2 separate regions of the Homo sapiens genome follow, and region 2 is linked to region 1. Evidence: read pairs that join two places in POLR2A ChIA-PET (ENCODE). Cell type or tissue: Caco-2. All regions are shown on one strand.

Region 1 (4,000 bases):
TCAAGCAATTTGCTGATGCATAGCCATTTCCAGTCATATTTTAAATCTTGTAGATAATCTTTTCATCAGGGAAAAGCCTTCTTGGCTCACCAGTTTAATAAACAAATCCAGAAATCCTGGTTCTTATCCAAACTGCTTGTTTGACTTTGTTGCCATTTCTTCTCACACAGAAATACAGTCCATACTGCCCGGAATCTCTGCAAAGCTGACTTGGACTTCAGAGGAAGGCAGCTATTCTCAGGATATGACAGGGGTAACACCCTTCCAGATGATTTTTGAGGCAGGTTTTGTTGTGGTCTTATAAATTACTAATGATTTTATTCTTATTTTTCTGCAATCTAATAACAAGAAAGAAAAGCCTAGGTCCATCAAAGTTCCAAGCTGGAATGAAATAAGGCAATGGTTCCCAAACTTGCCTGTGCAGACATTAGATCACCTAGGAGCTCCCAAAATACTGTCGTCTGTGTCCCACTCTGAGTGATTGTGATTTAATTGGTCTGGGTGTTGTAATTATTAGTCTTCTTGGGCTGCCATAACAAAATACCACAGACTAGATGGCTTAAGCAATAGAGATTTATTTTCTCACAGTTCTGGAGGCTAGACGTCCAAGATCAAGGTGCTGTCAGGGCTGGCTTTGGTGAGGCCTCTCTTCCTGGCTTGTAGACTACTGCCTTGTCACTGTGTCCTTACATGGCTTTTTTTCTGCATGTGGATGAAAAGAAAGAGATCTCTAATGTCTCTTTATTTTTATTGAAAATTTTTTTGGTAGAGATGTGGTCTTGCTATGTCGCACAGTCTGGAGTGCAGTGGCTATTCACAGGTGCAGTCATAGCACACTACAGACTTGAACTCCTGAGCTTAAGTGATCTTCCTGCCTCAGCCTGCCGAGTAGCTGGTAGCTGGGACTACAGGTGGGAACTACTGGCACCTGGCTCTGGTGTATCTTTTTATAAGGACACCAGTCCTATTAAGACCTGGGGTCAGTGCCCTACCCTTGTGACCTCATTTAATCTTAATAACCTCCTGAGGGCCCTGCCTCCAAACACAGTCACTTTGGGGCTTAGAACTTCAGCATATGGATTTTGAGGGACACACTCAGTCCGTAATAGGTATGGCATAGGCTTTGGAACATTTTTTAGATCCCAGGTGATTCCTAATATGCAGATGAATTTGAGAACCACTGAAACAAGCCCTTATTTGAATTTGGATCTCCTAATAAAGAAAATTAAAAGTGACTCCCAGTGCAGATCCTACCTGGATACATTTTTATTAGTTTGGTTTAGAGATCTCTTTATCGACTTATTTGTAGTCCAGATTTATGAGGGTGATAATTCATTCTCCATTCCCTTTAACAGGTCTCTCATCTCCTATTTTCCTTCCTTAGAGTTGGTGGAGACATAACGAATTAGAGTGCTTTAAACATTCTCCCAGGAAGCCCTTGGGCAGCCTTTCTCCATGTTTGAATAATTATATGCTCATTCTGAAAGGAATGGGTATGGTATCAGGACAACAGATATCCCTGGCTGTGCCTTATCTTCTTTAGGAGAATGGAGGGTAAACAATCTGGAGCAATTAATGGTTAGTCAGCTCTGAAACTATTCATGTCAAGTAGCAATAAAAAGGTGATTCCAGTGAACCAAGAAGGGCAATTCTAGGAAATGAGGTTCTGTGTTTCAGTCAGCCTGAACAAGCAGTAAGTTGTATACATAACATTTATATATATTATGTAAGCATCCTGACAAGTCTATGAAGTGGGTAGGATGAGGATTATCACCCCATTTTACAGACCAGAAAGTTGAGATTCAGAGAACTTGACTGACTCTCCCAGTGTCATACAACAGTTAAATGGCAGAATTAGAACTTGAACCAAAGTCTGACTCATATAGATCAGGGCTATTTCAATATTTACTTATTCATCCAGACGTGTGTTTGTTCAAGTCAGTGTCAGTGAGCTAGATACTATCTGTAGGTACAGTGTCTTAAGATATGTTACTTGATCCTGGCTGGGCGCCGTGGCTCACACCTGTAATCCCAGCACTTTGGGAGGCTGAGGCGGGTGGATCATGAGGTCCGGAGATTGAGACCATCCTGGCTAACACGGTGAAATCCCGTCTCTACAAAAAATACAAAAAATTAGCCGGGTGTGGTGGCAGCCTGTAGTCCCAGCTACTCTGGAGGCTGAGGCAGGAGAATGGTGTGAACCCGGGAGGCGGAGCTTGAAGTGAGCCGAGATGGCGCCATTGCACTCCAGCATGGGTGATAGAGTGAGACTCTGCCTCAAAAAAAAAAAAGATATGTTACTTGATCCCAAGGAACCTGGAATATAAATAGAAAGATCAAGAAGTAAACACGTAATTACAATACGGTGTGATTCCCAGGATGGATGATAGAAGTGAGCCCTGAATGCTATGTTAGCATGGAGGAAGGGCATCTAATCCATGGGAAGAGGTTGAAGTCTGGAGGTCTTGATGAGACTGAAAAACAGATTTGCTGGGTGTAGGAGATTCTGACACTTGAAAGAATAGGAAGTTGTTATCAGAGTGATAAAGTTTCTCTTATTTCTTTATTGCAAAAGTAGTGTTTCCCTCAGAAAAATCAAAGTATGATCAAAACAAACATTTAGAATACACATAATTTGGCCTTTCAAGGCAGCCGTTATTAACACCTTGGTGTACATCTTTTCACAATAGAGTGGGACATTTCAATTTAAGATTTTCAGAATGGAACAGTTCCAAGCCGTGGCCATGGAAATAGGTGGCTGGGAATGAGTGGAGGTCAAGGTCATTATTGTTGAAGAGGTCAGGGAACTGTGAGACTAAGTTATTGCTTAGGCTAGTTATCTGCTTGGATATGGATGTCAGTCAAGATGATGACAGCATTTGGCATACAGAGGAAAACTGTGAGCTTAGTGACCAGCAGTCAGCTGGTGATGGAGATGAGAAGTAAAATAATAGTATAGTCAAACGGCATTAGCCTCAAGGGAACAAGGATTTCCTCATGCATTTCTTCCATTATATCTCATTGTTTTTGGTACTGTGCAGCTATGTAGACAATATTTGAATGAAGAGAATGAGAAGAGATAAAAGGGAGATTGTAAAAGATTTCATCATGGATGCCTCAATTGAGGAGAAAGGTTAAGTAGCAAGGTTCACAGCAAAGGCTAATAGAGACTCCATGGAAAAGCTATAATAAATGATCCATTAATTTGGGCCTGCGAGGAAAGTCAATTGCAAGGAAGACTGAGGAAAGTTTCATTTAGGAGAGATATTGGGTTTTGTGTTTATGCCCACAGCTAGTCTTACATCTTGGTGTTCATTAGGCTGGGTAACATGTCCCTTCAAAAGCAATCTGATTTTATAAGATCTTCTTGACAGCTTTATCCAGTTTAATATTTATTTTTGTAATAATACTAAGTGATCAAGTGAATGGAGTTATACATATATACATACAAACATATATATGCACAAACATATCTATATATTTATACATCTGTACTTCTGTGTGTATGTATCTAAGGTGAGGGGGCAAGAGAGAGAGACAGACTTTCTTCTAGAAAGTGATATAAGGGCTCATGACTGTATAAGTTCATATTTGAAAACATACTTCTATATTCTGTCATATAATTAGACATATTTAAAGGTGAAGGCTAAAACCATATGATTCAATAGTAGTTTCTGCTGTGCACGGCTGGCAGCATCTATTTTTTTCATAACAGTAAATAAGTAAATTCACTGCTTCTGTAGGTATGTCAGGCTGGGGTACTGGGTCTCTAACACCCAACACCCAACTGTAAAAGGCTTTGTCATCTCTCTCTTCCTCTTTCTAATAATTTTTTTTTTTTTTTTTGGGAGGGAGTCTTGCTCTGTGGCCCAGGCTGGAGTGTAGTGGCGCGATCTCAGCTCACTGCAAGCTCCGCCTCCCAGGTTCATGCCATTCTCCTGCCTCAGCCTCCTGAGTAGCTGGGACTACAGGCACTCGCCACCATGCCTGGCTAATTTTT
Region 2 (4,000 bases), 250 kb after region 1:
TGAGTGTCACCCAACATGAAAGCTTCCTGTGTTGTAAACTTCCCTTGTGGCTGCTCCATCATCTCTTGAGTAGCTGGCTTCTGGTATTCTTACCCATTCTTCTTCTGGGACACTTAGATTGCTAGCTGCTTTTCCTTTTTCTAAACATCACTGCAATCGACAACTTGATGTATGGAATTCTGTCCCTACAAATATACATATTAAGAAAAAGTTGAAGGGCTGGGCGTGGTGGCTCACGCCTGTAATCTCAGCACTTTGGGAGGCTGAGGCAGGCAGATCACAAGGTCAGGAGTTCAAGACCAGCCTGGCCAACATACTGAAACCCTGTCTCTACTAAAAATACAAAAATTAGCTGGGTGTGGTGGCAGGCGCCTGTAGTCCCAGCTACTTGGGAGGCTGAGGCAGGAGAATTGCTTGAACCCAGGAGGCAGAGGTTGCAGTGAGGCAAGATCATGCCACTGCACTCCAGGCTGGGCGATGCAGCGAGACTCTGTCTCAAAAAATAAATAAATAAATAAATAAATAAATAGTTGGCCAGGAGTGGTGGCTCGCACCTGTAATCCCAGCACTTTGGGAGGCCGAGGCAGGCAGATCACCTGAGGTCGGGAGTTCCAGACCAGCCTGGCCAACATGGAGAAACCCTGTCTCTACTAAAAATACAAAATTAGCCGGGCGTGGTGGTGTGCACCTGTAATCCCGGGTCCTCAGGAGGCTGAGGCAGGAGAATTGCTTGAACCTGGGAGGGGGAGGTTGCAGTGAATGGAGATCGAGCCACTGCACTCCAGCCTGGTGACAGAGTGAGACTCTCTCAAAAAAAACAAATGTTTCATATACCCCTAGGCTGGGCACGGTGGCTCACGCCTGTAATCCCAGCACTTTGGGAGGCCGAGGTAGGTGGGCAGATCACCTGAGATTGGGAGTTCGAGACTAGCCTGACCAACATGGAGAAACCCCATCTCTACTAAAAATACAAAATTAGCCAGACATGGTGGCGCACCCCTGTAATCCCAGCTACTCAGGAGGCTGAGGCAGGAGAATCACTTGAACCCTGGATGCAGAGGTTGCAGTGAGCCGAGATCACGCCATTGCACTCCAGCCTGGGCAACAAGAGCAAAACTCCATCTCAAAAAAATGAGTAAATAAATAAGTGACATGAAATAATATTAAACAGCGACCTTCCTAGCTAAGGGATGCAGGGCTTCTGTGAAAGGGGAACTTGGAGATTCGAGAATGAACAGGCCTTACTCATCTCTTTGCCGTCTCCCAGTGACCTTGCCTATGGCCCCCATGATGCTCCCACGTCCCTCTTTCTCACCCCTAGAGAGTGCCTGCCTGGAATGCCCAGCGGGCCAGCACGCGGGGACCACCCAGCCGCAAAGGCAGTCTCAGCATTGAGGACACCTTTGAGAGCATCAGTGAACTGGGGCCTCTGGAGCTGATGGGCCGGGAGTTGGACCTGGCCCCCTATGGGACCCTCCGGAAGTCCCAGTCGGCCGACTCCCTGAACTCCATCTCCTCCGTGAGCAACACCTTTGGGCAGGACTTCACACTGGGCCAGGTGGAGGTGAGCATGGAGTACGACACTGCCTCCCACACGCTGAACGTGGCGGTGATGCAGGGCAAGGACCTCCTGGAGCGGGAGGAGGCCAGCTTCGAGTCCTGCTTCATGCGCGTCAGCCTGCTGCCGGACGAGCAGATCGTGGGCATTTCTCGGGTAAGTGGGGCTCAGGGCGGGGCAGAAGGGTGCTCTGGGCTCACTAGATGCCTCCCAGGCAGGCATGGCGGTGGGGCCCGGCAGGATCCCAGAAAGGCAGTAGAGTGCAAGTATGGATGCTGATCCCAGAGCTGAAGCTTCAGACTGTAGAGGGAGCTCTGTACAGAGCTGGGAGGTGGGGGGCTCCACCTGAAGGCTCCCATTGTGTGGAGTTCTTAGCGGTCCCACCAGGTGAATACAGAATGTGGCAACTGTCGTTGTCCACATCTGCCCTGTGTCAACATGGGGTCCCGGCAGAAAAGGGATGACATGCTTAAGAAGGCTAATTTGGGGAGGGCTTAATAACAGGACTGGGGCTGGTTGTGGTGGCTCATGCCTCTAATCTCAGCACTTTGGGAGGCCGAGGCGGGCAGATCATGAGGTCAGGAGATCGAGACCATCCTGCCTAACACGGTGAAACCCCATCTCTACTAAAATACAAAAAATTAGCCGGGCGTGGTGGCGGGCACCTGTAGTCCCAGCTACTCGGGAGGCTGAGGCAGGAGAATGGCGTGAACCTGGGAGGCAGAGCTTGCAGTGAGCCGAGATCGTGCCACTGCACTCCAGCCTGGGCGACAGAGGGAGACTCTGTCTCAAAATAAATAAATAAATAAAAATAAAACAGGACTGTCCAGGTACAGTGATTCATGCCTGTAATCCCAGCACTTTGGGAGGCCAAGGTGGGAGGATTGCTTGAGCCTAACCAGGAGTTCAAGGCCAGCCTAGGCAACATGGCAAAACTCCTTCTCTACCAAAAAAAATAAAATAAAATAAAATAAATTAGCTGGCTGTGGTAGTGCCAGCTAATTTATAGTCCCAGCTACTTGGGAGGCTGAGATGGGAGGATCACTTGAGCCCAGGAGGTTGAGGCTGCAATGAGCCACGATTGCACCACTGCACTCCAGCCTGGGTGACAGAATGAGACCCTATCTCAAAAAATAAAAATAGGGCCAGGTGCAGTGGCTCACACCTGTAATCCCAGCCCTTTGGAGGCTGAGGCAGGTGGATCACCTGAGGTCAGATGTTTGAGACCAGCCTGGCCAATATGGTGAAACCCCGTCTCTACTAAAAATACAAAAATTAGCAGGGCATGTGGTGCACACCTGTAATCCCAGCTATTGAGGTGGCTGAGGCAGGAGAATTGCATGAACTCAGGAGGCGGAGGTTGCAATGAGCCGAGATCATGCCACTGCACTCCAGCCTGGGCGACAGAGTGAGACTCCGTCTCAAAAATAATAAATAAATAAATAAATTTTAAAAATGAAAATAATAAGACCATTTAGAGTGGTGCGGATGGGGTGTGGGGCAGCCTCAGGGATGGCATGGTACCCTGGAAGGGCGTAACAGGAGGGGCTGTCCCACTCTAGATCTGAAGGGGTGAGGGGAAGGTGAGGTTACTGGGCCCAAAAGGATAGAGGGCCACCTTGTGTGGAGAGGGCTACCTTGGTGGAAGCTCTGCCCTTTGGCCAAGGGACATGGTCATCCCGCAACAATACTGCAGAGAGGGACTTCCCTCCCCCTCCAGTTTCCTTCTGGTGACCTCCACTGGCTGACCCAACCAGAAGCCAAAGGCCAAGGGAACCTGTTGACACAGCCCATGGAGGTCAACTCTCAGGGCCAGAGCAGAGGGGGGAAGGGTGGAGAATAAAGCGTGAGGGGCAGGGAAGGTGCCCAGTCCCTTAGGCTACCCTCCACACATCGCTGTAACTCACAGAACCAAGCCAACAGAGCCACATCTGGGCTGAAGGGTGGGGATAGCCTGTGAGCAGAGTGCGAGGAGGGCGTGTTTAGGGCATCAAGTTGGGGTGGCCCAGCTTCTGAGAGGCAGTATAGTGGGCGATTAGGAGCAGGACCCTGGAGCCTGACTGCCTGGGTTCAAATCCTTGTTCCACCTCTTCCTAGCAGTATGATCTTGGTTAAGTCAGTTTAGTACCCCATGACTCCGTTTCCCCATCTGTCAAATGGGCATCATGGTTATTGAGGAAGAGATGGGTTAATGTATGTGAAGTTCTTAGCCCAGCCTGGGTCAGTGCCTAGCAGGTTGGCTCTCAGGACCGTGCAGAGCTCCTGTCGTGCCCAGCCATGTTGCCTGTGGTTTGGGGACGCATTCCTTGAGGAGAGACATTGGCAGACAGCAGCCGCCACAGCCTGATGTGTGCTGAGAACCTGGTTCACAGAGCCCAGTGCATCCATGATTCTCTCATTAGCCCCTGACGCCAACAGGACAGATTGTTAGGGCATCTTACA

Evidence for each region. Peaks named below come from ENCODE experiments on the same cell type or tissue, not always from the same donor. Only the 100,000 strongest peaks of a DNase experiment are listed, where the experiment ranks them.
Region 2: POLR2A ChIA-PET joins it to region 1 with 5 read pairs; 2 of 35 experiments call an interaction of 5 or more read pairs at or near these places.

Annotation. Positions count from the first base shown.
Region 1 is chr11:66,787,990-66,791,989 of GRCh38, forward strand. It overlaps TOP6BL (TOP6B like initiator of meiotic double strand breaks), which reads left to right. Exons shown (of 15, transcript NM_001302084.2): 3 at 171-280. Among named protein-coding and RNA genes, the nearest start is that of TOP6BL, 45 kb to the left of the region's middle. In Caco-2, no CTCF peak of the experiment used is centred here; DNase peaks (open chromatin) are centred at 935, 1,542 and 2,012.
Region 2 is chr11:67,038,490-67,042,489 of GRCh38, forward strand. SYT12 (synaptotagmin 12) reads left to right here. Exons shown (of 8, transcript NM_177963.4): 4 at 1,322-1,714. Among named protein-coding and RNA genes, the nearest start is that of MIR6860, 5.2 kb to the right of the region's middle. In Caco-2, no CTCF peak of the experiment used is centred here; DNase peaks (open chromatin) are centred at 1,643 and 3,402.